Linked DNA regions of Homo sapiens: region 2 is linked to region 1. Evidence: chromatin loops called from intact Hi-C (ENCODE). Cell type or tissue: gastrocnemius medialis. All regions are shown on one strand. Links, peaks and the distances in the headings refer to the core of each region. The heading gives the core; the rest is flanking DNA.

What was found. Hi-C counts contacts between places; a loop is a spot of excess contacts. Peaks named below come from ENCODE experiments on the same cell type or tissue, not always from the same donor. Only the 100,000 strongest peaks of a DNase experiment are listed, where the experiment ranks them.
Region 2: a loop joins it to region 1, with 2.2 times the contacts of the local background. A loop is called at or near these places in 5 of 110 quality-filtered maps.

The regions. Positions count from the first base shown.
Region 1 is chr6:56,076,057-56,093,023 of GRCh38, reverse strand. COL21A1 (collagen type XXI alpha 1 chain) reads left to right here. Exons shown (of 30, transcript NM_030820.4): 18 at 15,451-15,495. Among named protein-coding and RNA genes, the nearest start is that of COL21A1, 160 kb to the left of the region's middle. In gastrocnemius medialis, for the core only: no CTCF peak of the experiment used is centred there; no DNase peak of the experiment used is centred there.
Region 2 is chr6:56,225,857-56,242,823 of GRCh38, reverse strand. The region is part of intron 1 of COL21A1 (collagen type XXI alpha 1 chain); the gene reads left to right. Among named protein-coding and RNA genes, the nearest start is that of COL21A1, 13 kb to the left of the region's middle. In gastrocnemius medialis, for the core only: no CTCF peak of the experiment used is centred there; no DNase peak of the experiment used is centred there; H3K27ac peaks cover 1,135 bases.

The DNA of each region.
Region 1 (16,967 bases), core at 4,934-12,933:
CATAGGGAAGAGGAGGGAGTAATGAGACCATGGTGGCTAAGATTGGAGTGATGTATCCACAAGCCAAAGAATGCTGGCACTGACCAAAAATTGAGAAAGGCAAGTAATGGAATCTTCCCTTGAGCTTCTGGGGGACACACAGCCCTGAAAAGACTTTGACTTCAGACTTGTGCATTCCAGAACTGTGAGGGAATAAAATTCTGTTGTGTAAACCAAGTTTGTGGTAATTTGTTACAGTAGCTATTGGAAACTAGTACACTAGGCTTTTCATTTAGTCTAATTCTTAATCATTTTATGTAATGAACCTATATAAAAATGTATGTGAGTATGTATTGGTGTATATTGCAAACTGTTGGTAGCATATGTGTTGATCAAAAATATTTGGGCTTCAGCAAGTCAATAAACAAGTCTGTTTCAATGACAATTTGAAAGCAAGACTCTTCAGTCAATATTTTCTATACTATCAATTTTGTTAAATTATCATGTATTTTTAAAAACTTAATTTGTCTATTTCTCATTTTCCTACATTTTTCATTGTTGTATTTAGTAACTTTTAGCCCATATTTCTTCTCTGTGTTATCATATTGTAAATTTGAAGCAATTAAATGGATGATACTTAATGTGCTATATATAATAGTTAAACAATATATAAATATGTATGCGTAAAAAAGGATCTGCATGGATACAAATCGTATGGTTTAATTATGTTTCAATTACTTCGCTTATTTTTCCCCAGTTGGGTTTTTGTTGTCTGTTATGTTGCATTTTTCTTGCCTTTATTTTATGTTCTCCCATGAGCATAAACATAATAAACATAAACATATGTTCTCCCATGAGCATAAACAAAAATAATTATTGTTTTTGTACTATAACAACAATTGAGGCCTAGATTTTGAGTGCTTTTTAGTGTTTTTTTTTCTTTTAAAAGATGCCAACTTTGCTAGACTACATTTTGGTTTTTATTCTAAGAATAAAGGACAAGATTGCTTCAAAGAATCCTTAATATTTTGGAAATTTCTTTTCCTAACTTAATATTTTGGAATTTTCTTTTCCTAAAATCACTCTGATTTTATCTTGGGCAGCTAGGTGGATGGTGAGGACAGAGCAACATGAGGGCAACAGTAGAATAAATTTACCAGTAGTTGAAAAAACCGTAACAGAAAATACTCATTTTCAACTGAATTCAATGTTAGACCAAGTTATCATGTTGACGAGTTAGTCTTCTTTGGTCAATTCTTGCCAACCAAATTATCTGCAGAATAGTTTCCACTGCTGCTTTGTCATAGCTATTTTTGTCCTGGTGCTCAATCCTGATGGCATGTTGTATTTGGTGTTAACATTTTCATCAGGCAATCTAAATCATTTGCTTTCTAGTTCTCTGCTCACCAGCTAGCCCCATTGTGTACAGGGAGCCTTATGGCTCACAGTGAAAATTTGTAGGCAGGGACTGGGTTCTACTGTGAGCTGAGATCCCTGGAGCTCCATGAAAAGGAGAAAAAGAATGCCGTGTTTCCTGGATCTATGGAGGTGAGTGCATATTTCTTAATGAAGGATGGCCTTAGCAGTTTTATTTTGGAAATGTTTGCTGTCTCATTTTTCCAGGAATAAAGACATGGGGATCACTGTAGTGTAGTTGAAACACTGGCTCATAGAGGCTTTTATTGTTTCCTTTCCTCATGCCTTTCAAATTCTTGCTTAACCACATGTTATGCTTGTCTTTATGATGTAATGTTTACTGCTGAGCCAGTCCAAGTTACCATGTACTTAAGAGACAAGTAGATCTTTTGTTTAATCACCTTTTCTGCAGCGTGATTATTTGGCATATCAGTTTTATGCATATATGCAGAAGACATGCATAAAATTATTGGGGAACATTAATGATGAATTGCTGTGATAATTTCCCATGTGGAATTACCAATCTACTTTGTGATGCTAGTAAAGTGGAGGTATCTTTATTTGCCTGCTTGACTATATTTTTTATTTAGATTGAAAAGAAAGAGGAGAAAAACCCACTAGTTCTATTATTGTTTTTACTTGATTTGCAATTGTATGGTAAGATGTTTCAGTCTTTTGTACAGATTTGTAATACTTTTTCTCACCCCTTTTTCAGGCTCCAGGAGTGGTACATACCAAGTATGTGCCGAGTAAACCAACTTTAACTTGAAACTCATATATCTGCTATTACAAATTTCACACAGCAGTTCTTAGTGTGAAGGCAACCCACATGTAACAATTTGGATAGTACAATTTGAAAATTCAATTGTATTTATTATTGTAATAATGTAATTATGTATATAATTATTATAAAACAATATTACTACATAAAACTATTATAATAATTTATTGTCATAGTAATTATGTTTTAAAATCTAATTGAGAATAACTCTTATAATGCATTTTGAAATAGGCTTTATCTAAAATAATGTAAATGCTCAGTTTATCTGTAGGATTGACTAAATTTGTAAGCAATATCTGTAACTTTTTGGTCTTCTACAATATGACAGTTGGCAATGTAGTGACTGTGAAAATATTGTGTCATTAATTTTGACCTCACACACAAATGTTGGCTCATTATCTGTACAAATTAGTTAATAAAGTCCCACCAGGTTTAATCACAGATCTGTTTTATTCTTTCCTATCATAAATGACATAAATATCATTGACATAGCAAAACTGGACTACCATCAAACAATAACATAAAGTAACATTGTTGATTTTAAATTTAGAAGCTCTGTGTCTACGGCACTGATCATTTTTTTGTGTTGTTCTAAGAAATCTTTTTTTCTTCGATGGAGTCTTGCTCTGTTGCCAGGCTGGAGTGCAGTGGCACGATCTTGACTCACTGCAACCTCTGCCTCCTGGGTTCAAGCAATTCTCCTGCCTCAGCCTCCTGAGTAGCTGAGACTACAGGCGCGTGCCACCATGCCCAGCTAATTTTTGTATTTTAGTAGAGACAGGGTTTCACCATTTTGGCCAGGATGGTCTTGATCTCTTGACATCATGATCCGCCCTCCTCAGCCTCCCAAAGTGCTGGGATTACAGGCGTGAGCCACTGCGCCCAGCCAGAAGTCCTTTAAATTATTGTTATTGTAAGAACCACTGATAAGCATTAACGTATTTTATTTGATTTTTTCTCTTTTCTATCCATTTCTTTATAATTTGAAAGAGGCTTTATTGAGCCCTGAAATTTCAAGAGGAATAAATGCAATTGCAAATATGAGATGATGTATGATTAATTCTTAGAATGGATAACATATCCTCTAAGTAAATAGAATCTCATTATTGTTTATGTAGGCTCAGTAGTCTCACTGGTATGGGGACTGATTATATTCATCTCTGATTTGAAGAGAATGGATGAGAGGAAACTTACCATGTATACAGGATATCAAGTCTAACTTTTATGGGTTGATGTCATGTAAACAGACTTTGACTTTAACAATATGGATTTGAATTTTTTGGGTCCACTTATATGTGGATTTTTTTCAATACATATAGTGAAAAATTTTTTTGGAACGTTTTGACAGTTTTAAAAACTTGTAGATGAACCATGTTGCATAGAAATATTTTTTTAAAATAAAAAGTTATGCCATGAGTGCAAAAAATATATATAGATGTTAGTCTGTATTATTTACTATAATAAAAATTTAAAATTGATCACAACTTACATACACAAACATTTACAGAACATACATAGTGCCATTTGCAGTTGAGATAAATGTATACAAATGTAAAGATGCAATATTAAATCATAACTGCCTAAAATTAACTGTAGTGCATATTGTATTACTGTAATAATTTCATAGCCACCTCCTGTTGCTATTTTGGTGAGCTCAACTGTTGCAGGTATCAGCTTAAAATGCCATGTGATGCTAATCATCTCCATGGGAGCAGTTTGTCTTTCCAATAAATTGTGTATTACAGTAAAAAGTGATCTCAGCCGAGTGTGGTGGTTCAAGCCTGTAACCCCAGCATTTTGGGAGTTAAGGGGGGCGGACCACTTGACCAAGCCCAGGAGTTTGAGACTAGCCTGGGTAGCATCGCAAAACCCCATCTCTACAAAACATACAAAAAATTAGCCAGATGTGGTGATGTGTGCCTAGTGCCAGCTACTCAGGAGGCTGAGGTGGGGGGATCACCTGAGCCTGGGAGGTCGAGGCCCCATTCAGCAGAGATCACTCCACTGTACTCCAGCCTGGGTGGTAGAGTGAGTGAGACACTATCTCAAAGAAAAAGATCTCTTGTGGTTTTTTGCGTATTTTTCATTGTTTAGTGCAATACTGTAAACTCTGAATAACATCATGAAACACATAGGAAGTGCCACTAGTGATTTTGGAAGTGCTCCCAAAAAGCAGAAAAAAAGTTGTGACATTATAAGAAAAGGTTTTATTGCTTGATATGTACCATAGATTGAGGTCTGCTGCTGCAATTGCCCACCATTTTGAGATAATACAGTGTAAGGACCATTGTAAAAAAAAGAAAAGGAAATTTGTGAAACTGTTGCTGCAGCTATGCTGGCAGGTGCAAAAACTTTGTACTTTTTGCAAAATTCCTTTTTGTCTCATATTGAAAATTCAGCTTTTATGTGAATGCAGGATTGCTATAAGAAAGGCATACTAATAGACACAAATATGATTTTTAAAGAGCAAAATTATTTTTTTTTGAGATGGAGTCTCACTCTGTTGCCCAGGCTGGAGTGCAGTGGCGCAATCTCAGCTCACTGCAACCTCCACCTCCCGGGGTCAAGCAATTCTCCTGCTTCAGCCTCCTCAGTAGCTGAGATTATAGGCATGTGCCACCATGCCCAGCTAATTTTTGTATTTTTAGTAGAGACGGGGTTTCACCATGTTGGCCAGGCTGGTCTTGAAGTCCTGACCTCAGGTGATCCACCCACCTCGGCCTCCCAAAGTGCTAGGATTACAGGTGTGAGCCACTGTGCCCGGCCTAAAAAGCAAAATTATTATATGATAAATTAAAGCAAAACAAAGATGAAGAATTTATCAATTCTCCAGCTTTTTCAAACAAAAGCTGGAGAATTTAATGTCAGCAAAGGATGGTTTGATAATTTTAAAAACAGGTTTGGCTTAAAAATTGTCAAACACAGGAGAAGCAGCTTCTGCCAACAAAGCAGCAGCACAAGCATTTCCAGATGCCACTAAGAATCTCATTGAGGAGAAATGGATATCTTCCTGAACAAATTTTTAATGCAGATAGAATTGTCCTACTCTGGAAGAAAGAAATGCCACAAAGGACATTTATTAGTAAGGAAGAGAAACAAGCCCCAGGATTTAAGTCAGGAAAGGATAGGCTAACTGTACTGTTTTGTACAAATGCAGTTGGGTTTATAATCAGGACTTCCCTTATCTTTAGAGCTGTTAACTCCCAAGCCTTGAAGGGAAACTATAAACACCAGCTGGCAGTCTTTTGGTTGTATAACAAGAAAGCCTGGATGACAGAATGCTTTTTCTGGATTGGTTCCATCAATGCTTTGTCCCTGAAATCAGGAAGTACATTGCTAGTAAGGGACTGCATTTTAAAGTTCTTTTGATATTAGACAATGTCTCCAGCCACCCAGAACCCCATGAGTTCAATACTGAAGACATCTGAATGGTCTACTTGCCCCCTAAGACAATGTATCTAATTCAGCCTCTAGATTGTATAATAAGGAGGACCTTTAAAGCTTATTACACATGGTATTGTATGGAAAGGTTGTCAATGCTATAGAAGAGAACCCCAGCAGAGAGAATGTCATGAAAGTCTGGAAGAATTACACCACTGACGATGCTGTCATTGTTACAGAAAAAGCCATGAAGCCTGAAACATAAAATTCTACTGGAGAAAACTGTGTCTAAATGTTGTACATGATCTTATGACACAACCAATCAGGGAAATCACAAAAGAGATTGTGGATATGGCAAAACAAAACAAAACAAAACAAAACAAAACAAAACAAAACAAAACAAAAGGTGAAGGGACAAGGGTCCCAAGATATGGATCGTGGAGAGATTCAAGAGGTAACAGACACCAAATCAGAGGAATTAACAGAAGACAACTTGATGGTGATGAGTGGCTCCAAACCAGTGCCAGACTATGGGAAGAAGACAGAGAAGAAGCAATGCCAGAAAACAAATTGACATTAGACAAGCTGGCAGAATGGTTCGGATTATTTAAGACTGCTTTTGACTTCTTTTACGGCATGGACACTTCTATGATATGGGTACTGACACTGAAGCAAATAGTGGAAGAAGGATTGCTGCCTTATAGGAACCTTTCTAGATAAATGAAAAGCAAAAAATCGGGCAGAAATTACAGTGTGCTTTCACAAAATTACACCCAGTGCGCCTGCCTTTCCTGCTTCCCCTTTTACCCCTTCCACATCTGTCTCTGTCACCCCTTGAGACAGCAAGACCAACCCCTCCTCTTCTTCTTCCTCAGCCTACTTAACATGAAGATGATGAGGGTGAAGACCTTTATGATGATCCACTTCCACTTAATGAATAGTAGATATATTTTCTCTTCCATATTATCTTAATAACATTTGCTTTTCTCTAGTTTCTTTATTGTAATAATATAGTATACAATACATATAACATCCAAAACACGTATTAATTGACTGTTTATGTTATTGGTAATGCTTTCAGCCAAAACTAGGCTATTAATAGTTACATTTTGGGGGAGTCAAAATTTAACCGTGGATTTTCAACTGTGCAATGGTTTGGCACCACTAACCCCTGTGTAGTTCAAGGGTCAACTGTATATAAAAATCGTGTGGTGGGTTAAAACTCCTAAAATCCATTAAAGATAAGCACATTTAATCATGACAGGCAGAGTGTTAAGAATTTTGTTCAAAGGTTATAGCTTGGTGGAAAAATAATGTATATGTAATGGTTTTTAAGCAGAGGCATAAAATGGATTATTTTAAAATTTAATTAGTAGATAATCGTAAATTTAAAACCCCTGATGACAATCCAAGCTTAATACCTATAATACAGATAGTTTTCAGGAGAGTCTCACTTATATATAAATAATTTAGATATTTTTATATATAATATAAAATATATGAGACTATATGTAAATGAGAATCTTGAAAATTATCTGTATTATGAATATAAATATATTTATATATAAATAAATGATACTCTCTTGGAAATGATCTGTATATCTCTTGAAAAAAATATATAAAGAACACTATTTCTCAAGCTCTGATCCACAGAGTACCTCAAAATTACTAGAAATGCCTATTAAAATTCAGTTTTCTAGGGGCCATTCTGCTCCTGATAAATCAAAATTTGGGGTCAAAGCCCAAGAAACTAGATTTTTAATGGCAACTGCATGTGAGTCTGATGTAAAGTTTAATAACTACTGATATAGAGACTTTGAAACAAGTAGATCAAAAAGAGGAATATGAACACAGTAGGAAGACAAAAGTTACCTACTGGAGGAGAACAATCAGTTTTAGTGATATTGGTACAAGAAAAGAATTCTGACATTTTAATATTTTTCAGACCATACATGCTTTAATATGTATTTGTCTGGTTAAATAAGCTTTGATGTTGTCATAAATGATAATATGAAATTATATTTCCAAATGGGTTCGGTTTCCTTTGCTTATTTATAATATTTTGTGTTTTGTTTATTGACAAAAATAACAAGAACAAATCTATTTTGTAAAACAAAAATACATCTATATGCAATTGAAGAGGACTAAACTTGCTTATATGAGAGAGGTAAATCCTTACAAAGATAGAAATTAGATAACTTAAATTTATTAGTTTTATTATACCTTCAATTTTAATGAAATTTTTAGGTTATTATTTTTTCCAGATTTAAAAAATTTTATGTAATAGACAAAAGTAACAATCTGTAATTATAGATCTAATATATTACCATTTTTTGTTTTAGAAAAGTTCTATGACTGTGGGAAAATGGGGGAAATGGTGCCTGGGAAAGCTGATTTTGCCAAATGTCGAATTCCTAGCTCTCCTGTGAAAGAAAGTGCTCCTTAAACACAGCATTATCTTTCCCTGAGCAATATGAATGCCTTTGTCCAACACAGTGTACTTAGCAATATGTGAAAATTATCTGCAAGAATAACTCCCAAGGCATGAAAACTTAGCAAATGTGTTACACAGGGAGATCATAGCAGGGAGGTGTATTAAGATCTCCCCAGTATTGATTTCTGAGTCTGCAGTATAATTCTTTCCAGTTGTTCTAGTTCTCTTACCAAATGATAGCCGCAACCTTTAATATCTTTACTTTTTTATTTTGAAAGACCAACGTTTAACAGTAATTTCTTGAATGATTTAAATGTGAGGAAAATAACTCTTAGACATTTTTTGAGAACTTTTTAAGACAAGAAATTTGTGTGGGCCAACTTTTCATTTGTTTATTATTATGTATTGTATATTTGACTACATTTTATTAGTTTTATCTAATCCTTTTGTTCATTATTTATCACTTCTTACATATATTTATTTACTTAGTTTATCTTAAGTACTCAAAAAGTATAGAAGTTGTGTTGTAAATTTGAGTCTGCTTTCACTTACCCAAATTCCATTCCCATTCCCAGCAGTAACAATTGTTACTCATTTAATGAGATTATGTCTGGACTTTTTCTTTACAAATACATAAGAACATACACAATTTTTTTAAACAACAAATTGGATCCACTGAAACTTTTATTTAACTTTGTAATATGAACATTTACCATATAAGGTTATAAGACAATATAAAATCTATCTCATTTCATTTATAGCATAGCTATAAAGCAATCTAATCTCTCTTATTAATGTTTTTTATATATATATATTTTTTCTGCATACTTAGGCAATATTTTCCCCAAGGGATATATCCCTATAAGTGTGACTACTGGTTTAAAATATAAATTATGGTTTATTCCTGAATTTAAGTAGAAATGTCTAGTGTTTCACCAAATCTGATGTTTAAAATGGGTTTCTGATTGATTCAGACTTTGGTTTCAAATATTAGTTCTATTCCTAGATTATTGGGAGTTTTCACAAATATTGCATGATAAATTTTTAATAATGAATCTTTTGAGATGATTTTGTGTGTTTTTCTTCTAAATTGTTAATATGGGAATGTTATTAGTATAGTATATTATACGGATATATTTCTTTATATTGGACATTTCTTGCATGCTGAGACAAACCCTACTTAGCCATGCTCTACTTTTGTTCTGACACATGGCTATATTTATCTTACTAGCCTTATAGTAAGTCCATTTGCATTTATTTTAACAAATTACATCAGCTTGTAGATTTCTTTTTTAGGTATTATTATTGACTTAGTATTAGTAGCTTCATAATTTGAATTTAGATGATCATCCTTTTAATGCCTTGGAGGAATTTAAATTACATAGAAACTATCTGGTCCTCAGATATTAGATAATATTTCTGTGGTAGGCAAAATATGACAACTCCCTCCTCTCCCCAAAGATAGCCATAATTTAATCCCTGGAACCTGGTACTTTCCACAGCAAAGAGATTTTGTAGATGTGATTAAGGTTAATGTCCTTGAGATGGAAATTTTATTCCAGATTATCTAAGGAGGCCCAATCTGATCATGAGTAATTGAAAGTGGAAAAATACAGAGCAGGAATGGGGCAAAAAGATGTGACTGAAGAAGGACCTGACCCATATGAAGATAGAGAAAATGAAGGATAGATTCCTTGGGGCTGTAAACCAAGGAATGTAGTTGCCCCTGGAAGCTGGAAATGGACCTCAAGTTTACAGCCAGTAAGAAAATGGCTACCTTGGTCCTACAGCTGCAAGAAACAGAATTCTGCCAATAACCTGAATGCACAGGAAGCAGATTCTTTCCGAGAGACTCCAGAAAGGGGTGCAGCATTGCTGATTCTTGGAATTTAGCCCTGTGAGACCCATGCTGGACTTCTGACCCACAGAACTGTAAGATAATAAATGTGTGTTGTTTTAATTGCACTAAATATGTGGTCATTGGTTATGAATCAATAGAAAACATATTTAATTTTTTTTACTTTAATCAATGCTTGTCAATTGTTTCATTATTTTTATAAGAAAATGGGATTTATATTATATAAACATAAAATTCACAATGGGCTGTGTTATGCAATAACTAGTATAGAGATTTAGATGGAATAGCATACACATTTCAAAAATATGAGGTTATAAATAAGATATAGAAGATATTAGATTAGATACAATTTTAAATACCTAGTTATTTTTATCGTATAAATTAAGTTTAAAAATTCACTTATTAGTGTGTTTTCTTTATCAAACTAATTTCATTTTTTATTTGGTGGGGATGGTTAATGGTGCTTTAAAATATTTTGGTATGATTACCTCTATTATATATAAAATTCAAAAAAAATAGTAGAATTTTCCGGTTTCTCTGGAAAAGATTTAACTTCTATTTTAACTTCTATTCAACACCAAGTTAAAGTTTCTAAAGTTAAAAAGGGTCTTTGAAAAATTCACTTTTAGTTTTCTTCTTAATGAGAAATTGACCATAATTTGTTTTGAGTTATGTAGTAACAAAAAATGTACCCCAAAAATGTGGTAGGTACTTTTCAGGCTTTCAGAGGATCAGAGCCCATTTTAGAACAACTCTGGTATTATTTTGGAAATTTCTCTTTCAAAATGGAATTGATTTTAAGTTTTACATATGTCTATACATACATGCTTGTTTGTTTGTTTGTTTGTTTTAACACATCCATGTATTTCATATGCATTTCACTTACTGATATAAAGGGGTAGGTGGTTTTCCTGGACCTTTGGGCTCTGGTGGCTACATGACTTTCCCACCATGTGACAGGGGTCCCAGATCTCTTAATCCTTTCCCTTCCTCTCCAGATAGTCTTCGTCCTTGTCTGAGTTTTCGGGTTTGTTATTTTAATTTGCTAAGAATTTGAGATTTTGTCTTGTCCTGGAAAAGGATGCTTTTGCAACGTAACATTGTTCAGACTATTTTATTTGTTTATAAAAATGTAGAAATGCCTTTAGGTGTGGAAAAGAAATGCCAGTTACTGCAGTAGCCTTGAAAATGGCCTCCAAATGGCTTTTCCTTCCTATGATATCTTTGTTCTCTTTTTTTGTAGCCTATAAGGTGAAACTTGTGACACTTTCTGCTTTATTATAAACATGAGTAGCCTATATTTATTGGCTAAAGTATTTTCTACTTAAATTGTTTATCTTTGGGTAATTTGGGTCCTGTCCCAAGTGGGCCCTTGTCTACAGGCCAGGGTGAATAAGTTCATCCAACGTTCTTAGATTTTTTTTCCTTAAAGATTAATTACAGCATAATATGGGAATAGAAAACTGTTCATTTCCTTATCAAGGGTTTATTGCAAGTACTTGTATATTGGTTTCTTTTAGGTCTGGCAACTGCGAGTGTAAGTTACTTCTCCCTATAGTTACCTTACCACAGAATAATCTGTTGTAAATCATTCATAATGGCCTGCCAGTTACTGTGGAAAAAAAATAATTGAAAAACATTGCAGGGTTCAACTACAAATATATTTAATACTCTTGGTCATCTTTTTATGAACAAATAGTGATGAATTATTTAAAATATTTAAAAAGCAAAAGTCATGATAGTATTACTCTGTAATCAAGATCAGCCAAACATGAAAAGGAAAGGTATTGAATGGGGGGCAATGCCGACTTGTTGGCGTCCCCGAGTGGGGGACTTTAGATTGCTAGCATCATCCTACATATAATGGACATTTTTGGAAATGCAAGTAGGGAAAGGCAAGGTAGAAAGCCAATAAGAAAAAAAAAAAGAAAAAAGAAAAAGCCTTACAATGGAGAAAGAGGACAAAACGTAGAGACATGGAAAAAAGTTGACTTCAAGTATTTCACAACTTTCAAAGGTCAGGGAGGAGCTGTGAAGAGACAGTTATAAAAATTTGTTCATTGTCATGCCAGCACTGAGCTAAATATTTGTGAAAGCTAATTGATAGAATGTACCAACTCTATGAGATAGGTTTTATTATTTTCCCGACAAAGAAAACTGGGATTCAGAGATTTTACAGTTTAAATAACTGGCCTGGAGTGGATCTGCTATTAGGACATGGGCTGGCTGACTCCAGCATCTATTTTTTAGCTGCTTCCTATGGCTTCTACTATGCTCTTTACTGATAATCAGATTGGAATCTTTTTAGTTAATGAGAATGATACTTTCAACATGTGAATTTTTTCTTCATTGAATCTTTAAGAATGAATAAATCACTTCTTGATATAATGAAGAAAACATGTAATATACTTCTGATATTTTGATAACTGGATATTAAATATCTCTACCATTGTGTAGAAAGGTAGATAATTTGACATAAAAATACCATTAATAGTTTAGATCTTTTTTAGTGAATTGAAAATATTGCATTACTTAAAAGCAAATTTGATCTAAGATGGTCCAATTTCATAGATAAGTAAATACATTCATTACATATGGGGAGTATACTGTGATATTTTGTCTTTTCTAAGTAATATTGTCATAGACACATTCCCTTCATTACAAAGTATTCTCTAGGAAATAGAAGTCAAACCCTTTATTCTAAAGTATGTATTTCTATTCTTAACAACTTGTTTGTTGTACAGCAGTGGTTTAAATGGTTACAGAGAAGCTTCTAGAACAATTTTTTGTGTCAACATTCTTTAACCACAACATTATGCAGGATTTTCTGGTTGACTTTCTGCTCTTCCTCAAACCCAAACTGAAATCACAGAAGTAGAGGAAATATGTCCACTTACTCTTACTTCTTTCTGTCTTTACTTGGACATTGTCACAGTTGCCTGAACCCAAAACCACAGCGAAACAGAAAATAGTCTCCTTGGAAACACATTTGCTCTATAAAATAATTGTCACTAAATACTTTGCGATCAACAAACTGTTAACTTTCAAATGCTTTTGGATAATATTACTGCTAACTTAAAATTAGCAAAGTTTAGTCAATTTCAATACACATATTGGGAGCCCAGGAAAATATTAACTTGGAGAATTTTATTAACTAATATAGCTCTGAATGATTTCAGTTTCCCTGGTTAACCTCTCCCTCAATAAGCTGGTATTCTGTGCATGCTTGTGGTATTATATTAGTTTTGCCAAGAATTCCTTAGATAAATCAGGCCTATGTTTTGTTTTTGATATCCTGTAGTTTTTATATATTTTTACTTGGTATTTGTAAAAGAAGTAATAATTCTTAGCATAATTGGACATAGAAGATCCATTAGGACTTCATGGACATACATATCTATGAAATGTATGTAAATTTTTGGCCAGTTTGAGAGGATGAACAAAAAGAAAAGGAATTTTTTTATAGTCTGGAATCTCCCCCAAATAATCTTAATAGCAGATATATTGAAATAATGTAAGATTTGTGGCTATGTTCTACTACAGACCAAGCTCAGTATTAGAGTGTCTCAGATAAAAGAGTGTCAGATCAAATCCAAGGAGTAAACTGTGGGGAAATGGGCTCTCAAGGGCTTTGAGGAGGTGGAAGCCAAGGTGCTGTTCGTGGAAACCTGGGTATAACTGTTTTCTCCAGGGAAAGGATGTGAACTTGCTAACACTGGGATTGTCTTCAGGATATCTGTAACTAATTCTGCTAACATCACAGACTGTGTAAGGGCACAGGGACTTGAATAGTGATAAAAACTTTAAATAATTAAAGACTAGTAAGAAATTCAGCTTCTCAGGTCTGACACTGTCATCGGTAATCACATGTGCCCGTTAGGGACTCTGGGAGCCAAGGTTATTACATTGACAGAACTGTACCAGTTTTCCAGCATAGAACAATGTATAGCCACCTTCCTTCTGAGAAGAATTTACACACGTATTTTAGTTAAATTCAGAACTTGATCTCAACTTTTAGTGAATTTTCACACGTGTGTGGGTATTTGAATGGGAGGAGGTCACAGGGTGGTTTCACACCAAATTACGGTTCATTCAAATGGAGGCCCTTATTTTGAATAATGTTTATCTTAATTCATTGCATTGAGAATATACATTTTCTGCCTAAGAAGGTACAATTCATTTTATATTCATAACTCAGTGATTTTACTTTTACTTTATGTTTTAGAGTGCTTATTAGGTGTACTGTGATTGTGTTTTATATTGTTACTTCAAGGTATTTTTATTGTTTTCATATTATTCTCTACTTACGTTTATAAAGGCCTGTCTTTGCAACTAGATTGTGAGTCCCTTGTTGATAGTCATTGCTCACATACCACTTTTGTTCTCTGCAAATGGTATAGTGAAGTGGCAAACTGAATTGAGCTGAATAGAATCAAACTGAATTCCAATGTATGATTTGAGTTCAGATTTTAAAACTAGAACTATGTGTTTATGTCTTGCCCTATAATTGCGATTAGCACATTGATCAATAAAGGTTGTATTTATAAACTCAGGGTGTGAAAATAAAGATAATGGCAGATTCTCCCTGCAATAGAAGAAGACACTTGATCTCATTGTCAATGGCAGCTCTAGCACCTGCTGTGATTTACTGAAGAGTACTGCTTTCCTTTGGAAGGCCTGCTAGTGCAGAGGGTTTGCAAAGTCATACAGATGTGACCCAATTTTCTTGTCTTTCAGTGTCAATACATTTGTATAAATATAAATGTTGTTAACTGTTTCAGCTCAAATGTCACCAAAATAGGTGCTAAGAAAATGGAATAAAAAGCAAAAATTGATTAGTACAATCACTGTTTTGCATGATAAATGATCATGTTGGGTAAATGCATCAAAAGGCAGACAATAGAACTCTTCTGCAAGCAATAAATGTGCTAAATTTATTCTTAACTTGATAGAATTAACATTAATTTTTTCTGAATGTTGCTACAGACATGTGCATATGAGTTCAGCCACGTGAAAGAGTGACCTGTACTTCTTTATGTCTCTTCACAAACTGTGGTCTTCATATTCTTCATGATTGCATCAGTAAGGGAGTTATTAAGAGAAAAGATTGCCATTTTTTATATGAATATTTAGGTTCTTGGGTATTTCAAGGCTCAGGTGGGAGGCAATCATTTAATTAAATTAATTTTTAACTAAGGTGGTGACACTGAGGGCTTGTGGAACTGTTGCGCTAAATCAGAACTTATATCATTTAACAGATTTTCTTGCATGATTCATTAGAATACAAGAATGTGTTCAAATGAAACATCATTTTAATTTTATCACTCATGTGTTGGGGTGCAAGAACTGAGATGAATTTCCTCATAGTTTCTTTTTCAAAAAGCCTTTATTTAAAGCTCTAAATATCAGTAATATTCATATAATGCTATATCTCCTAAGTTGTCTTTTCCATATTGGATTATTACAAATAGCAATATTATAATATGTATACATTTGAAAATATGTTATTTACCAGTTAAAATTCCAATTGTGACTGTTTCTTCTTTAATGATAAAGTCTTCAATTTTTTATAAGTTAAAAATCTATTTTATTTGTTTTTAGGGAATCCCAGGATTTCCTGGAAACCGAGGATTAATGGGCCAAAAGGTAAGTATTCATGAGAGTTAGCTTTGGGCCTGGATCTGCTCATTTAATGCATTGTTGTCTACAATAAAATACAGTTTTACATTTGTGGTAACAGTTAATTTTTCAAATATTATATAATTTTAGAAGACGTTGTTTTGGCTTTACAAATTTGTATATATTGTTTTGTGGTTGTTTTATATAGATAATATTAATTTAGATTTACATTATATGCTTCCTCCTTTACTTTGTTACTTTTCAACTTTGTTCTCTAACATAATTATGGCATAATTTACTTCTTTATAGTTAATTTACTTAACTATATTTTTGAATGTCTTTTTAGTACAGATAGCTTGGTAATAAACTTTCAGTTTTTATTTAATTACAAACTTCTTTATTTTGCTCTTGTTTTGAAGGACAGTTTTGTAGACTATACAACTCAAGGTTGACAATTATTTTCTCTTAGTAAATTGAAGATTTTCTTCTATGGTTTTTTTGGCTTTCATTGTTAACTTTGAAAAATCTGCTGTCATTCTAATTATCATTCTTTTGTAAGTGATCTGTTTCTTTCTTTTGGAACCTTTTAAGGTATTTTATTTGTTTTTAGTGTTCTTCAAATTCACTACAATATGTCTAGATATGGATATCTCTTTATTCATCTTGCTGGGAATTCAGTTTGCTTCTTTGCTCTGTGGAATTATTTCCAGTAGTTCTGGAAAGAATCACCATTATCTCCATATGACCTCTGCTCCATTCTCTGTTTCTGGAATTCTGGTTAGACATTTTATTTTATTTCTTCTAATTTTATGCTCTACATCTCTTTTTAGCATTACCTACCATATTTCCATATTTTTGGTTGTCTTACATTCTGGTTAAATGTTTTAGATATACCTTATAGTTTACTTATTCTTTATTGTGTCTAATCTGTTAGAATGATCAATTGATTTTTTTTAAAAATGATAAACACTCATAATTTTCACTTTCAGAGTTTATAATTTTTTAAACCACAACTTTTTGTTCTTGAAGTCTCTTGTTATATTTTCAGTACTAATAGTCTTTCATGATTCTGTTTTTTTAATTTAAAAAAATCTCATATCTAATTCTAAATTCTGTTTCTAACAATTCTAATATCTGCAGTTAATTATTTATTACTTATTATTCTCATTCCTGTATCTTGCTGTCTCTTGTTTCTATATTGTTTATCATGAGCTCATTGCTTCATCTTAATTTAGAGGGTGTCCTGTCAGCCTAACTAGGAAATGAAGACCTGCCTTTTGCTGGTAGCCATGGATACCATTTCAGCCCCATTTGAAAGTGCTGAGTCATCATAGGTATTGAAGATTCCTGCTTCCTTTCCATGGCTGGCCAGCATTCAGTTTCCCAAGAGCTGAAGATCCACCCTCAGATACTTCCACTTTTCTTGGCTTCTACAGTTCTGTCTCTGGCATGGTTTCTGTATAGTTCAAATTCTCATAATTATAGCCCCAACTCAAAGT
Region 2 (16,967 bases), core at 4,190-12,189, 150 kb before region 1:
TTTCTTTAATTAAAGAGCACTGAAAGCAATATGTTTACAATGCCAAGAAAATAAATCTGAAGTTATCAGTTGTGAAAAAGATAATTTTTTCACCTTTGTCACTTCAAAGAATTCAATATAATTTTTTCTCCTTGTTGTTTCTTGGACATTTTGGTTTTTACCAATGAAATACTCAGATAAATCTTTGAAAATTTCAGGAAACATTGACAATTTTCTGAAGTCCAAGCTTAGTGACCTTCTGGGAATCCTGCCAGATGCTTGTGTTTGATTCAGTGCTTAGTTTTTGTTTGGACTTGTCTTGTTTTCATCTAGGTCAATTTAGCCATGATTGCAGTGTTATGCTACCCCTTAACTGTTTGTTTATGTACTCATTGGTGTCGAGAAGAAAAGACTAAGGACCAAGAAAAGAGATTTTTTTAATTCAAAGTAAAATGTTCTAGCGAAGTTTGAGCTTTTTAGAAAGTTCTTTTAAAAAGATTCTTTGGAATTTTAGTCTTTTGCATTAATTACGTAATGGAGTAAATAAAAGCACTCAAAGCTTATTTTTATATTTTTATGAGAACCTTTAAATTCATAGGTGATTCAATGGAAACAACTTATTAAAATATTAAATTAATATACTTTAACATTTTTAGACCTTGTTGTATACGTATTTTGCAACTTTATTAGGAAGAGAGAGTTTGGTTCCACTTATAGGGTATGTATAGGCATGTGTTTTCCAGCAGTACTCAGAAGATGGAATATTAAAGATAAAACAGGGAGGAACATTCCTTGTTAGTGTTCACCCATTCATCAAATAACTATTAAGTGTCTACCAAGTGGTTGGCTATCTTAGGTAAAGGGGATTCAGACAAAAAGTTGCTAAAGTCTGTTTCAGAGAGTCTATTAATAGCCAATCTGCTGTTTCTTTTTTAAAAATGAAAAACTCCCTTCAATTCATTATTGAAAAATATTTTGTAAATACCTTGAACAATGTAGAAGGCAAAATGCTTCTAATTTAAATTTAAAAACCTCAACAAGCATAGCATGATGTATCACTGGATTTCTTAAACCATTTTTGATTGTCGTTTGACATAATACTATTTATTAATCTTTAGAAAGTGTTCAATGTGGTTTGAAGTAATGTCTTGGCAACAAGTGGAGAGAGATTATCCCAGAGAGAAGCATTGTGGAGAAGGTAAATACCCAGGTCCTGAGAATCAGGCTGCTCTCCACCGTTTCCCTATTGATCATCACCTGTTCTCTTTGGCAGTTTGCCTTTGGATCATTTTACAGCTCTTTTACTTTTTTTCTCCCTGTTCAGATTCCTTGTTAGCTAGCAACACTAGGCTGAGTTTTGAAATGAGATAAAGAGAAATATCAACTAGGGATGATATGTGTCTCAGTTAGCCCAGGCTGCTAAAGTAAAATTCCATACAGCAGGTGGCTTAAACAACAGAAATTTATTTCTCATGTTTCTGGAGGCTAGAGAGTCCAAGCTCAAGGTGCCGGCCAATTTGGCTTTTGAAAGGGCTCTATTTCTGGCTTACAGAGAGTGATCTTTTTGTTCTTTTCTCATGATGAAGAGAAAGAAAACAAGCTCTCTGTCTATTTATAAGGGCCTACCAGTCCTGAGGGCACCAGTCTTGTTATCTAATTACCTCCGAAAGGCCTTGCGTTCAAATATCACCATGTTGGGAGTTAAGGCTTGTACACATGATTTTTGGGAGGGCAGCTTTCAGTTCATAGCAACATGATAATTGTTTTAACCAGAGTGGTATAGGAATGGACAGAGCTCCTACTTGGGTGCCTATGGAATGGGGAGGGAGCAGGGTTGAAAAGGGAAAGTAAGATGCAGAGCTCTTAATGGAAGCAGAGGCACTTGGAACCTAATTCAAACTTTTGTATTTTTGTAACGACAGCAAACATGTGAGTGTGAAGTGTGAGCGATAGGTACCTATAATCTAAATTATGTGTCATTTCTACACTACTATTTAGATAATGTTAATATTGACATGTCAAATACTAAATAAAGGCCAAGAAGACCCTGGGCTGGGAAATGGCTTCTCATCCAGCCTGCCACCAACTTACTGAGATGCTGGAAGCTTAGAAAAGCCTGCAGTAAGGAGAGTTAGACAGGTGTGCTTGCAAAGTTCTCTTTCATTTTGCCATTTGTATATTTTTCTTAGTTAAAAGCACCATTATAGGCCATCATGGAACATCTAAAGGGTTGCATCTGAGAGCATCTCTATATAGAGTTTAAGTCAGCATGAAGTCATTGGATCCTTTAGGAAATTGGTCTACTGAGAAATGTAGAGTTTATTTATTCCTAAGATTCCTATTGAGGTATATCTCAGTTCATTTTATGCTGCTATAACAAAATACTTGAGACTGGGTAATTTATAAAGAACAGAAATTTATTTCCTCACAGTTCTGGAGGCTGGAATCTAAGATCAAGGCACTGGCAGTTCTGTTGTCAGGTGGAGGCTGCTTCCAGGGTGGCGCCTCATGGCTGCACCCTCCAGAGGAGAGAAACACTGCATCCTCACATGGTGGAAGACTAAGGGAAAGCCAGCTGAAAGCTGCCTGAAACCTCTTTTATAACAGCTTTGTATTATTCTGTTCTCACACTGCTGATAAAGACATACCTGAGACTGGGTAGTTTATTTAAAAAAAAAAAAAAAAGTTTAATGGACTCACAGTTCCATGTGGCTAGGGAGGCCTTATAATCATGGTGGAAGGCAAATGACACATCTTGCCTGGTGGCAGACAGAGAAAATGAGAGCCAAGCGGAAGGGGTTTCCCCTTACAATACCATCAGATTCCTGAGACTTATTCAACCCCATGAGAACAGTATGGGGGAAATCATCCCCATGATTCAATTATCTCCCACCAGGTCCCTCTCACAACACATTGGAATTATGGGAGCTATGATTCAAGATGAGATTTGGGTGGGACACAGGCAAACCATACCAGGCTTTAATCCCATTCATATTGGAGGAGCCCTTATGGCCTAATCACCTCCTAAAGGCCTCACCGCTTAATACAATCACATTGGCATCATGTAAATTTTGGAGGGGACACATTGAAACCATAGCAACATACTTGAATGTTCACTGAGGATGGTTGTTACTGTGAATGGTGAGTAATAACAGCTTTTTCTTCCAAACAAATTGTAAACTCTTTTTCATGATGACTAAACAAATTTATCTTTGACATCTATGTGGAAATTATATAAAAAATTTTTTTCACTGGTCTTTCCAACACTTGAAAAAAAATTTTAAATTTGAATTATGGCTTTTTGTTGGAAATCATGTTTATATGAGTAATCAAATTATATTTTTGAGCTCTAAATTACATGTTTCCCAAAATGTTAACAGTTGTGTTTGGGTTGTGAGATGGTAGACGTTTTTATGCTTTTCTTTGTTTTCTCATGTGTATTTTTAAATACATGTATTATTTTTATGATGCAAAAATGAATACTTAGATACATGCTTTGTATATGGAAACATTTGGAATTATAATTTCAAATTCCTATACAAGTGAGAGATAATGATTGTTAGAATGTGATTAATTGATGTTCCTATAATTCATAAAGTACATGTTGTGCCAGATGTACTTAGACACTAATTAGAGATGGTAATATCTGGTGAAGATGAAATAATTATTTCTAAAAAGCAGAAAATATTATTACTCCTTGTGAATGCAAAAAAATAGTTACATGCTCTAATACATTGAGGCCATATAGAGTAATAGCTAAGATTATGAGTGTTGTATGGTTGTGGCTCTGACATTTACCACTTGTGTGACTTTGTGCATGGTGCTTGACCTTTTAAAGCTTAATTTGCTATGTGTCAAGTGTGTATTCAGAGGACCTACTTCATAGTATGGTCAGAAGGTTTAAATAAAACAATGCACATAAACCCTTTGGCATAAGGGCTGGCAGATACAAAGTATTCAGATTAGTTCAAATTAGTTATTATCATAAGTAATTTTCTCCTAAGCTTTTTCACACTTACATTTGAATCCCTATGTTTTGGAAAGCTTGTTGCTTCTTTAGGTGAGAATATTCTTCATGTAACTGAGGACCTGGAGCAGAGGCAAATCCAGATTTTAGCCATTATCCACCTAGTACTTGGGAGAGGGAACTGAGAATGCAGGAGAAAGGTATCTGCTGAAGGTGGCAGGGCAGTGGCAGCTCTATCAGAAGCTTTTGAGGTAAAGCTTTGTGGCTGTAGGTGTTGATTCTGGGGTCCATGAGGCTGTCAGTCTTTGCTGTAATGGCACAGTTGTAGTCACTGTGGTGGTTGGGTGAGACTGAGGGTATCCTCAGGTCTCGCTTGTAACTGCAAGTGGTTTGTGGTGAGCTCCTGGATTTAGCAATTGTGGAGGCTTTTTTTTTTTTTTTTTTTTTAAGAAGACTGCCCCGAGTTTCAGCATCCACTGCCTTCTCAGCAGGTGCCTTCATGCTTCTGCAGTCCAGATTTGCTGTAACAGTATAGATATGCATCAATTTATCCATTCAACAAATATTTATTCAGCCTTTTCCATAGAGTAGATGAGGTGCTAGGGATGCAGCCCTAAATATGACATGATTCCTGTCCTGGAGCACTCAGTTTGTTAGTCAGTTTCCCCTTAGATTCTCTGGATGCCATGATTGGTTGTCATATCACAAGGCTCCCAGCCCTAATCAATTGCTGCTTATAGTAGAGTACTTTGAGCAGGTTGTTGATTGTTTCATACCCAGTAATGTGAAGGCTAATAATTGGAATATGTGGTCAGATCTATGTTCTCCTCAAAACTGTGGTGAAGTCTGTGTATGTAATGTACATAAATTTTTACATGGTATTTAGACTAACCACGTAGTCTATTAAGCTAAAAATAAAACAAAAACACCATAATTGAATTGAATGAACTGAGGCTTTATAGAATACAGCTGTGGAGGCACTGGGAGAATCAGAATCAATTACTTTTAGACTATACATCTCAGAATACTGGAAAAAATGTGAATATTTTTGACCTCTGATTCATTCTAAATTAATTAAATGAATGTCCAGTTGCCTCTGTAGAATAGTTAGAGCCATTTATGTATGTGTGTTTCCTTAACTGTGCCTCTAAATATTTTTAATTTTCAGGTAGAGAGTGTAATTTCACATTCGACATTTTTGGCCAGACTTATGACATTATTAAATGCTAAGGTTGACTAATTTAATAAATGTACATTTTAAATTATTCTATGCCACTTTGGATATGGTTGCTAAGTTGAGTTCCAAATCTCCTTTCTAGTAACCTGTCATATTTTTGAGCCTTTGGCCTAAAGAGCCTAAGCGAGATTAGAGAAGCAATTATATTTTTACATTTTCAAACTTGATTTGAACACTAATGACTTAATTTAAAACCTAAATGTGTTTATGCTTTCTACTTTATCTACTCTTTCATTTTATCCCTAAGGATTAGCATTTATCATAAAGTTAACTGAGGAAAACATTTTCCTTTTTAAAAATTTCATTGTTTTTGTATTGCCAATGCTTAGACAGGGCAAACCTGTTTTACTCAAGGGAGTGTCCTCAGGTAATCAGGACAGTATAGAGCTGCAGACTTTTCAAGTTGCAATGAAGACATGTAGCCCTGGTTCTTTAGAGTGCACTACTTTGCTACTGTCTATTACTGTAGACTCTAGAGAATTTTAAAATTTGGCTTTTTTTCCTTTCGAATTTTTCTTTTCCTGGGATTTCTGTTTTCTCAGAGCCATCTATTGATAGGTTCTCACGTAAAAACAGGGAGAAAAAGGCACATTTTGCTCTCATCAAAAGCTGTAAGAATGGATTTCAGTTTTTATAACCATTGTTTTCAATAGGGAGTTGAGAAGTTTTAAATGGAAAAATATAGAAATTTTAAACTATCAAGATGGAGAGGCACCACCAGGAACTCCCAAATAGTCATTACTGTATATTTCATCACTTTCGCAGCAAGGAGGTATTGTCAGCTGTAAAAACATTGAATATATGCCATATGAGAACAAGAGGAGCAATGAGTAGACAAGTTTAATTTCAGTGGCCATTAGGTACTTAGTAGATTGAGGCAAGCCATAGCCAGATTGCTTATGATACAGTTGTGAGATGGACTATTTTAAATACAATTTTTAGAAAGCAAACTAATACTCTGTTTAATTGAGTTCCATATGGTCTAATGCTAGAGGTAAGCACTGTGGAAGATATCATCTGTTTTTGTCATGATTTGCTTCATGGAGGAGATGGGGCTTGACCCAGCCTTTTGAAGCATGCTTCAGTTTGAACAAATGTTTCTGTTTAGACACACTCTAGTTAACACAAGTCATAGGGCTGGCAGTATCCTACAAATTGTTGTTCGTGATATGAGTATTGTTTATCCCAACAATTCTTGATGCCTTAACCCCTCCCTATAGCATACATATTGAGCATAGTTTCCAATACCAAACACCTCCAATGATGGGAAACTTTCTATTTTAGGGAAATCCCCATCTATTGGAAACTTTTTTCTTAAACTGAAAAACTTCTCCCTGGAGTTTCCAGGCTTTAGACCTAGTTGTGTACTCTGGGAGTGACAGAAACAAGCCTTATTTCTTTTTCCATGTTCCCAGCATTTGAAGACAGCTAATATATGCCCCAAGTGGAACATCATATTCTGAAACCACTTCTTTGAGATGGTTTGTGTTTATATCTCCACTCTTGTCAGCCTTCCCTAAACACATTCAGTTTTGATATCTATGGCCATTGGTTGCTTAATAGAAAGGATGTAGCCGTATTCTTTCCTCAATGTAGTTCAAGAGCAAATTAATTCTTGACAGCCAGTTCACATGAATGAATTCAATTTGGTATCAGCTAAGACCATTTAGTCAACTCAGACCTGTTGCTGTTAAGCCACTTTATTCCTAATGAGCATTCTACAATCCAAATTTTGGATCCCAGAAGTTTTGTATTTCTTTTGAATTTTGCCTTGTTGCAGTGGTCTCTTATTTATTCAGTTAAGATTTTTTTTTTGTCCAAAGTCTTCTATTCCATCAGTTAGTCATCTTTCAAGGTATGCTTTGTCTAGAAATTTAATTTGCAAGCCATCATCTCCCTCATTCAAATTATGAATAACCAATTAGACAGGGAAAAGCATAGAACTCTAAAACATACCACCAGAAACCTCCTACCAGGCTGACATCAGGTGTTATTCTTCATTAGGGGGCCATTTAAATAGTCTTATATCCAACTGACATTAATTCATTTTCATTTTTGAACTATCACGAACAGTATTCCCCTGATGTCAGCCTAGTACAGCTATCAAAGAAGTACAGGTTAGTTTTATATGATCTATTTTTGACACTTAGCAAGCACTGCAGAGTGTTCAGTGACTCATTCCTTTTATAAGTTTTGTAAGTGCTCACAAACAGAAGTGAGGCTTAGAATATTAAACAATCAGAAAAGCCAGAACATCAGCCAATTGGAGTGGGTTCAGATCCAGTCAAAACAAATGTGCATACACAATCTGTACAGCAACCTTGCTTTGTACCAGCTGAATATAGGCCTGGTTCACAATTGTTTTTAAACTTCAGGCTTGTGGGTTTACCAGAGGCATATATATGCATTGCTATTCATAGCTATTTCTGTTCCCTTTTGCCTCCCATTTCTTTATTGCATATACAGATTACTTATACCAAGTTTCTGTAAGTTTATGGTGTTTATTACCTAGACCCTGAACATTAATCTATAAGCCACAAATTAAGGTGTGTTTTCAGATAAGCCTTAGAGCTATGAATGGAAATGGCTTATTTAAGGGACTCAATATAACTTGCCTAGTAGGAATGGAAGGTTTAGGTGCGGAGAAGTAGGAAATAAGATGTTTCAGTATGCACGAACTGAAGTCCTTGAGTGGAAGCAATCACTGGAGCAGGGGAAGATGTTGTGTTTTCTGGATGAGGGGCAGTGATCAGTTGGCTAAGAATACATTTGTCAATAGTCTGCCAAAAACCAAAAGGCCAAAAGAAAATGACCAATCAGGAGAAAGGATAGCTTTTAAGAGATGAATATGAGAAAGCATGACAAGAGTGATTAAGAGTGTGTGATTTTTTAAGCAGAGGAAGATAAAGGAGGGAAGTGCGAGAGTATGGGTGAGGGAGCTATTGAATTGGGAAATGAGGAGGTCATTAGTCTTCAGGTGAGCATTTCTGCTGGTGATGGAGATGAAAGTGCAAATTTTTTGTATTTTAGAAAAAAAAATCCTAAATGTGTACTATTAGGGAAAACGTTGCCTTTTGTATTGATTATGAAGCAGTGTTAAAAATGATGTTTAACAGTAAATGTGTCTTTAGAGATAATAGAAAATATAGAAAGTAAATAACTTTATAGAAAATGTTCATGACAAAATATTGAAAGAAAATGGTTACAGTTTCATAACTTATTTCTTAGGAAGTGCATCTTATATAAATATGAAATATTCCTTTTTGATCCTGTTTAATACTTTTGCTTTGAATTCTATTTTTCATACTATATTTATTTTCTTTTATTAGTATTTACCTAGTAAATTATATTTCTGCCCCTTTATATTCAACATTTTCTGTCACTGAGTTTTAGGTGGATTTCTTGTAAACAGCATATACAAAGACTTTAAAAAACACAATTTCAAATTTTTCTGGATTCCAAATAGGCAAATTACCCATTCAACTTTATTATGATTGCTAATATGTTTGGACTTTTTCCTTGAAGTTTACTTATGTTTTCTGTTTTTACCATGCTTTCTTGTCTTTTATTATAATGATTTTTTCTGTTATTTGGAATTGTTTGCTTTATTTTCCTTTTCTACCAGTCATCTCTGGAAGTTATAATCCTATTTATATCATAATTGTTATAATTACATTTCTACGTATTAACTAAAACATATTTTCCTATTAATGGCTGATTGGTATCAATTACCCCCTCATTGTTTTTTAGCTTCACTTTTGTGATGAGAAGTCTCTAGACAAGCTAAATTTATTTCTTTTTAGGCATCCTGCCTCTCCCCCAAACACTTAGGATTTTTTTGCTCTATTCTTTGAATTATAACTTTTCACAAAAATATGAAATAGGTCTTTTTTTTTTGCCTATTCAAGCAGCTTGATATTTGTAATGCTTTTTCAGTTTGAAGAATCAAATGTTAATTTAGCTCTGAAATTTTTTCCTTTACCGTTTCTCTCCTATATTTCTCCATATGTCTCTTTTTAGTTTTTTCTTCTGAATATTCTTCTGAAATATTTTGTAAAATCTGTGTTCTTTTGCATTGTAATCTGGTAGAAGTTTTCAACTTGATTTTCCATCTAGCTATTTCCATCTTCAACTATATCCATTATTAAGTTTTTAATTTTCTAAGATACTAATTGATTTTCTCTTTTTATTCACTAATATTCTTACATATATATTTGAATATATCAATTAGATTTAACTGAGTCCTTTTACTGTTATTAACTGTTTCTATGGCTGTTAATGTATTCATTGAGCTCATGGTTTTTCTTCATGTTGCTGGTTTTTATTGATATTTGTTCACTCTTATTTGTTGCCTATTTTCGTGTTTGCAATTTTGTATTTAAGACTATCTGGAGCTTGCCCCCAATAATTATAAAGTTGGGCAATGTATTAGTGTCTTATTTATTGGATATGGCTGCTTCTTCTCTTGGGTTTTGCTTGTGGGGAAGCTACCTGGGGCCTGTCTTGTCAGTCTAGTCTAAGTGCCCAAACTCATAGATTACTGTGGATACAAATAGAAGGAGTTGCACAGTGTTCAAGAGGCCACTCTTCCTCATTTGTGTAAAGTATATCCTTCTCTGAAAGGCACCTACCTCTGTCAGAGCACTTTTCTTCCCCCTGCTCTGAGAATTCTTTTACTTCCAGCTCTGAGTATTATTGTTCTTCTAATCTTCCCAGCAATATAGGCTATGGAGTTGTAGAGGTATCCCATTCAGTGTTAATCTGACAATATTCAAAAGCACCTGTAATTATAGAAAGGAACAAGAGTCATTTTGATATCTGCTTTATTACTTCTACTATGTAGTGAACATTTTGGACCAAGCAATATGTGGCTCTAGGGATCTTGTTTGCAATTTCTTATGAAAAGCATTTGGATGATGTAGTAAAATAAGAGCATCTCCTTTTGGATAAAGTCTGACATACTGTAATTCTAAGACTGCACTTGGCACATGCTTGAGAAATGTCTGTTTTTCAGGATGAACGAAGTCCAGTGCAGCTGTTTCTGCTTTACACCATTGAATCTGAAAGTCCTTATAACAGAACGTAGCCAACTGACTTTGGAGTGAACAATGAGATAGGAGAGTTTCCCACCTCATGAATCTCCTGCTTTGTAGGAAGCAAACTTGATAACAATACTGTCTTGAGTTTATACAACATAACCCCTTTTAGAGATCTGTTCTGCAAGAATTTTTCAAAATATTTAATGACAGTATCAATGTTTGTAATTCACTTTGTCACACTAGTCTAACATAGCAGAGTTTAAAATATCTTTTTAAACATTGCATATTGTTCTTGTTTTCTAAGATGTGAGGCAAAATATTTACTAATTAGAATGATTTTTAGTTCTCTTGAGTTGCTTTTTCCCAGGATGTTTTCATTTTTTACTCAGTTGGAAGTATAGTATTGTCAATTTTCAGAATGCCAGACATAGATTTATTCAAATATAAGAATAAGACACATTCCAGTGCCCAATTATATGTCTTTCCCAACTCTCCACAATTTAAGGTTATATGTACTAGTTCTCTCTTGCCATCCCACTTGGCAGATAGTCAACATTTGACTGTAGTGTTCATTTGCTAACTTTTTTTGTGTGTGTTGAAAACAATGTCAAATAGTTTAAGAAATCTCATATGTTGGAGTCCTAAACCATATACTGCAAGAAATCAGTTGGATTTTTGAAGTGCTTGTTACTCATTTAAAAGGAAGAACATTTTCATGGGATTATTTTTCATCTTGATAGCTTAGCAATCAAAAAACTTATGAAAAGAGAATGATCTGAATGTTACCGTATATGTCTTTGGAGCTCTTTAAAAGTAATAGAACTAGCGATAGATATTATAATTTTGATCATAAAATGTTAATTATAGAAAAGTCATAACATATTAGATCTAGTGGATCCAGTTTGAATAATGAAACTGAATGACTTTTTTTGCAGCTTAGAAAGCTGATTATTAACCATGTATTTACTAGTATACATAATTGGTAAAATATTTAAGACAATAGAATGGTAGCCAATTGGAAATGGAAGAGATTCTCAAATTTGCTTATCTTCTCAGCCCCTGGTTTTACAGAGGAGATACTGAAGTCTAGCCAGGCTTGTTTTCTTGCTCAAATTCCTGCAATGTCTTAGTGGTCTTGGTTGGGATACAGAGAGTCTAGTTCTCAGTACTATCCTCTTTTACCCACACCTAGCTGAATAACGCCAGGAAAGAACTGAATATTGTGACTCATCACTTTTAAAAAAGTTGCTGTTACCGAACTGAATATAATGCTTCCTTTACTAACAAATGCAGGATGTTTATCATTTTTCCATACCAGAGCTTCCTTTTATATGGTAAGAAATCGCACACCAAGTTATTTTTGAAGATAGTCTTTTTATTTTCCGTTCTTTTAAACATAGTCATGTTTTATTTGGGTCTCCTGAATGTCAGGATGGTATTAATTCACATTGATTGTTTCTTCCTCAGGAAACCTCTTCTGGCATCCTTAGTAAATGGCAGTAGAGTCATCTGGGAGGTAAAAGAAGATTGTACCATGTGAGGTGTGTTTTATTCTTGGCTGGTCAGCAAGCATTTTTCCTGTAGAAACAAAAGGCTGGCTTTTGAACTGGTGGTGCTATGAAGGGTAGGTAGGAAAAAGCATGGCAGTTTATTTGAGGGAAGGGTAGAAAACACTGATTGGAGCTCGTATATTTAAGTAAGCAATTATAAACCTTTCACATGGGTGATAGAAACTAAGAGTTAAGATGAATTTATTTTGGAAATGAAAAATTTGAAACTAAATTGATAAATGACATGTTTCCCATAAACATGTACAGCTAGCGTATTTCAAATTTGTATTTTCTCAGTTGAAAATAAGAAATAAAACATTTAAAATTGTGCAATATTAAGCATGTGGTAAGGAGTTAGATACTCATACAAAAGGTATTTTGCAATTGATTATGGTTTTGAAGTGTGATTTCTTCCCTTAAACATCAAAAAATAATAAGGCTGATAAAAATCATCACCTTATAAAACATGACAATACTTTATGTTAATAACAATACAAACTAAAAAAAATTATATTACAATTCATCCTCATCAAGGATGCCATTTGAATTAATATAAGAAGTATATCTTTTCCTTAAAAAAATAAAATGAGGCTGTACGGAATTAAGAAAAACTTTGGAAACTTGACTTTTTTTATTTTAGGAGAAATAAAATGTAATTATACTCTTAGCACTTGAAGGATGCTAAACATTGAGTTTGCTTTATGATATTTCTTGACTGATTTATCATTGAGAGACCGTACTATTAAAAAAGAGTAAAATGTTGACTGAGTTCTTTGAGATTGATACAAGATTCCCCCAGCCTTTCACAGAGTCATAGGACACTGGACTAGAAAAACCTAGTATGGAAATTGTTATGTTTCCATATATCTGGCTTAGTTGGGACTCCTATAGAAAAATGACTTTCAATTTTTTTTACAGGACCCACAGGAAGAAATAAATTTTACATTGTGACACATCTGTATTTATTCGAAATATGTATACCAAATATATCATAATATTTACCTTTTGTACATGCAATGTGCTCTGACATTTTCTGTTCCCTTCCATTCTATTAAACACTGTTGGTCATAGACCACTGAGTTGATTTCAAGATCAACCAATGGATCGTGATTTGCATTTTAAAAAACACTACCATAAAAATCCCTCCAGTTTTTTGTTGCTGCTGGTGGTGGTGGTGGAGGGGATGAATTTGTACTTATAGGAGATTCTTATTAGTTCTGTTTGTCAAATAAATTTCAGGTACACAGTCAGATTACGTTTTCTGGCCCCATGATACTCATGGCCAACGAGCTGAGTGGAAATTAACATATATTTCTGCACTGGAACATTTATTTTCAGTGTGAGAACCTCCAGAGCTCTTTACCCTTACCTTGGAAAATGACCATACTCCTCAGACTCAATCCTAAAATGAGGAATGTGGAGCAGAGCCACTAGACAGCTCATAGTGGACGTAGAGTATGAGCAAAAAATAAATGTTTGTTGTTATAAGGCACAACAATTTTTGGATATATTTGTTACTCAGCATAATCTAACCTCTTGTGGTTAGTGTACGATAATTCAATTATGTGTTTTGCTGGTGGAGCAGAGTCTCCTTTCGAGATATTAACTTTATCTAAAACATATGTAAGTTTAAAAATATGTTTATTATTTCTGATTTTAAAATAATGCATATTCTGTTGTTTTTGAGACAGGGTCTCTCTCTATTGGCCAGGCTAAAGTGCAGCAGTGCAATTCAAACTCCTGGGCTCAATGGTTCTGTCCTCTCAGGCTCCTGAGTATCCAGGACTACAGGCATGAGCCACCATGCTCAGCTAATTAAAAAAAATTTTTTTTTGTAGAGACAGGGTTTCTCTGTATTGCCCAGGCTGGGCTTGAACTCCTGATCTCAAGCAATTCTCCTGCCTCAGCCTTCTAAAGTGCTGAGATTCCAGGTGTGAGCCATCATACCCAGCCAAAATAATGCATATCCTTTATAGAAAAGTTGGAAAGCATCAAAAAATAAAAATTACATATCCATAATGCTATTATCTGGAAGTAACAATTTTTGACATTTCTATGAAAGAGATATAATATCACATAATTAGCTTACTATATAGTTTTGCATTTTTTTGCATTTGTTCTTTTATTGATATTTTTAAAATTGTCATTAAGTATTCTTGGAACATTTGAATTTTATGCCTCTGTAGTACTCCATCATATGGATGAACCAGCAATTACTTAGTTATTCTTGTACTTTAGTCATTTGTTTTATTCCATACAAGGAGTTTTAATGGACTAAAAATCTCACCCTTGACACTCAAAAGCAAACAGTAAGCCAGACCAGAATCCATGTCCACTCACTCTGCTTAGCGTCAGTTGCATCTCCCCATTACTCAAATCCTGGCACACAGGGGGTCTATATATTCACCTGTCAAGTAAGCATTTTCATCTGTCCATACTTTTTTAGAAAATTAAGCACAAATTTCATGTATGAACCATTTCATGTCCATACATGAAATTTGTGCTTAATTTTCTAAAAACTAAGATGCTTTATATTTCTTCTCCTCTACCCTCTAGCAGGAAAATTTGGTTTATATTTCCTGAATTCTTTCAGGGAAAGACATCACTATCTACAAGACGTTCAAGCCAGAGGCTGGGGTCATTCTCTTTCTCCTGTCCACTGCAATCAAACAGTCATAGGACCTGGCCCGTTTTAACTCCTGAATGCCTCTCAAATCACTTTCTGCTCTCACTGTCCTTCAGGCCCTTACTGCCTCTCATTTGACTGCTGCCATAAACTTTCCATCTTCCTGTACACCATTCTCCCTACTGCTGCCATTGTGAGCTTTCTAAAATGTGAACAAGAATATGTTTCTCTCTGCTAAAAATCCCTCCTGTAGTAAACTTTAAAGACAAAGTCCACTCCTCTTCACTTAATGCAAAAGACCATGTTCCTGCTCTGTTTCCTGAGTACCTGCCCCATCATTCATTTCCTTCACCCCTCACCCCTTTCCCACTCTCCATGGGCGGTTCACTTCATAAATACCTTTTCACTGAGCACATCTTGTTCTTTAGTGATTTTAAGCATTTTCAGGTACTATCTTCCTGTCTTCTTAAGGTCATCTAGCAAATCCCTGGTTTGCCTTTAATTCACAGATGAACTTTACTTCCTCTCAGAGAATGTACCCATTTCCTCTCAGCCAGCCAGGAACTAGGTATTCACTCCACCAAGCTCCCAGTGCCTAGCACATACCTCCATTAAGGTCTCTATTATTGTATTGTAGTTATATATTTGATATCTTTTCACAAAAACCCTATACTTGCTGAGGCTATCACTAGGCTTTCTCATCTGTGTATCCTCAGTGCTTTGTACATTGCCTGAATAATAGTAGATGACTGTGCATATTGTGGAATGAATGGATAAACAGACAAATAGTAGTGGGAAAATATGTATTAAATTTTATCTCTTGATGATTCTTTCTTTTACAATCTAAACAACCAAGCTTCATGTATTTTTCATATCAGAACCAACTGTCAAGACAGGATCTGAAGTTCATTTACTCTGAAGTGTAATAACTGATAAAAATTTATGTCTCCCAAGGGGGTTTTTATTGAACAAGGATGGAATGCTTAATCTAAAGAAAGGAACCTTACTTAGTAGAATTTCCCACAGGCTTAACAAGCGTATGGGATTTGTTTTAATTGGGGATTGGAGGTGGGACTTAGAGGTTTTCTCTTTACTCCAAATAGTCCATAGGCTTTGTCTAGATATGAGACCAGTTTTCTTGCTTGCTGGCTCACAGCATGAACTAGCATGTCATATTACACAGCACATTCATTTTTGTTTCTATTATACAGCATAGATCATATGAACTTCACATCTGGTAAACATTTGTACATTGAATGTGCAGCTGCCAAGAATTGTGGTTTCTTGGTAGCATCCCAGTGACGCTGAGTCAAGGTCACAAAACCAGCATTGCAGAGTTTTCATGATCTGGAACTGTATCCTGCTTTTACTTATTGAGAAAGTTGCTCTCTTAGTTCGTTTGAGGACCTGTCATGGCACCATTTTAAGTTTGGAAAATAACTTGGGCGATTCAAAGTCCATTATACTGTTTGTGGGCTCCCCCTATACGAGCCATCCCACAGAGATGGGAATCTTATCTACTTAAAAAAAATCCAAAGAAAGTATTTCTTAATTCTTCTCAGTGACCTGTTTTCAAAGTTTGATAGTCTCTTCGAAAGTTTCATTGTCATAACAACATAACTCTTCCCTAATTTAGTTTTATCACCTTGCACTGTTTTTTATGGAAGTGAGGAACATTGGATTTTCATATAAACTGCAGTGCTGAAGATACCAGTGCATTGCACCATAAAAGCAAACCAAACAACACCATCACACAAACAATTCAAGATAAATTAAGTTAGGAAAATGGGGTTTCACAGTGTGACTCAAATTAGGCTTGCCAGTTAGCTTTGGCCTCCAAATGGAAGTCTAACATTTTGGTGTGTGGTTTATATTTTCAACATCCTTAGTGAATTCTGTCTTGAAAAGCCAGATACCATTAATATAATGGAGGAACTGGTTTATTTTATATTGATATAATATATAAAGCTTTTAAAAATGTTTCATGATAGTTACCTTTTCCCTCTGGGATTATGAGGAAGAGGGACAAATATCTATCTCTTGAAAGTTACAGTAGAATCATTAGTAGATGTGTTCATATACATTAAATAACGAGGAACATTTTGTAAAAAGTTACTTTGCTCTTCTTTCTAGAAAGGAATGATATAACATTCCTATATTTCCAGGTGAAGAAAGCAAAGTGACTTTTTTTGGTATACACCTGACTGTAAAAGCTACCCTGTAGGTAATTCGGCTATGCCCTACACTTATTTTTCTCCCTGATGTTAAATGAATTAACAATTGGTAACATTCCTAAAATTAGATTTGAAAAGAAAAAGTCAAGATATTTGGATTCTTTAAACAATTCTATGTACTATTTGTACTCTTATTCTTGGGAAGAATATTTGAAATAAGGTGAGAAAAGGACATCATGAAATGCAGGCATAATACTCTTTGTAACTTCCAGAAACATGTACACCACAATGAAGACAGGATGCTCTGTGATTAATCTATTTAAACACTGTATGCTTCCAGGGATCTCCTACCCAGGAAACAAAGCCCACAGGAAGACCATCACATAGGAATGGTA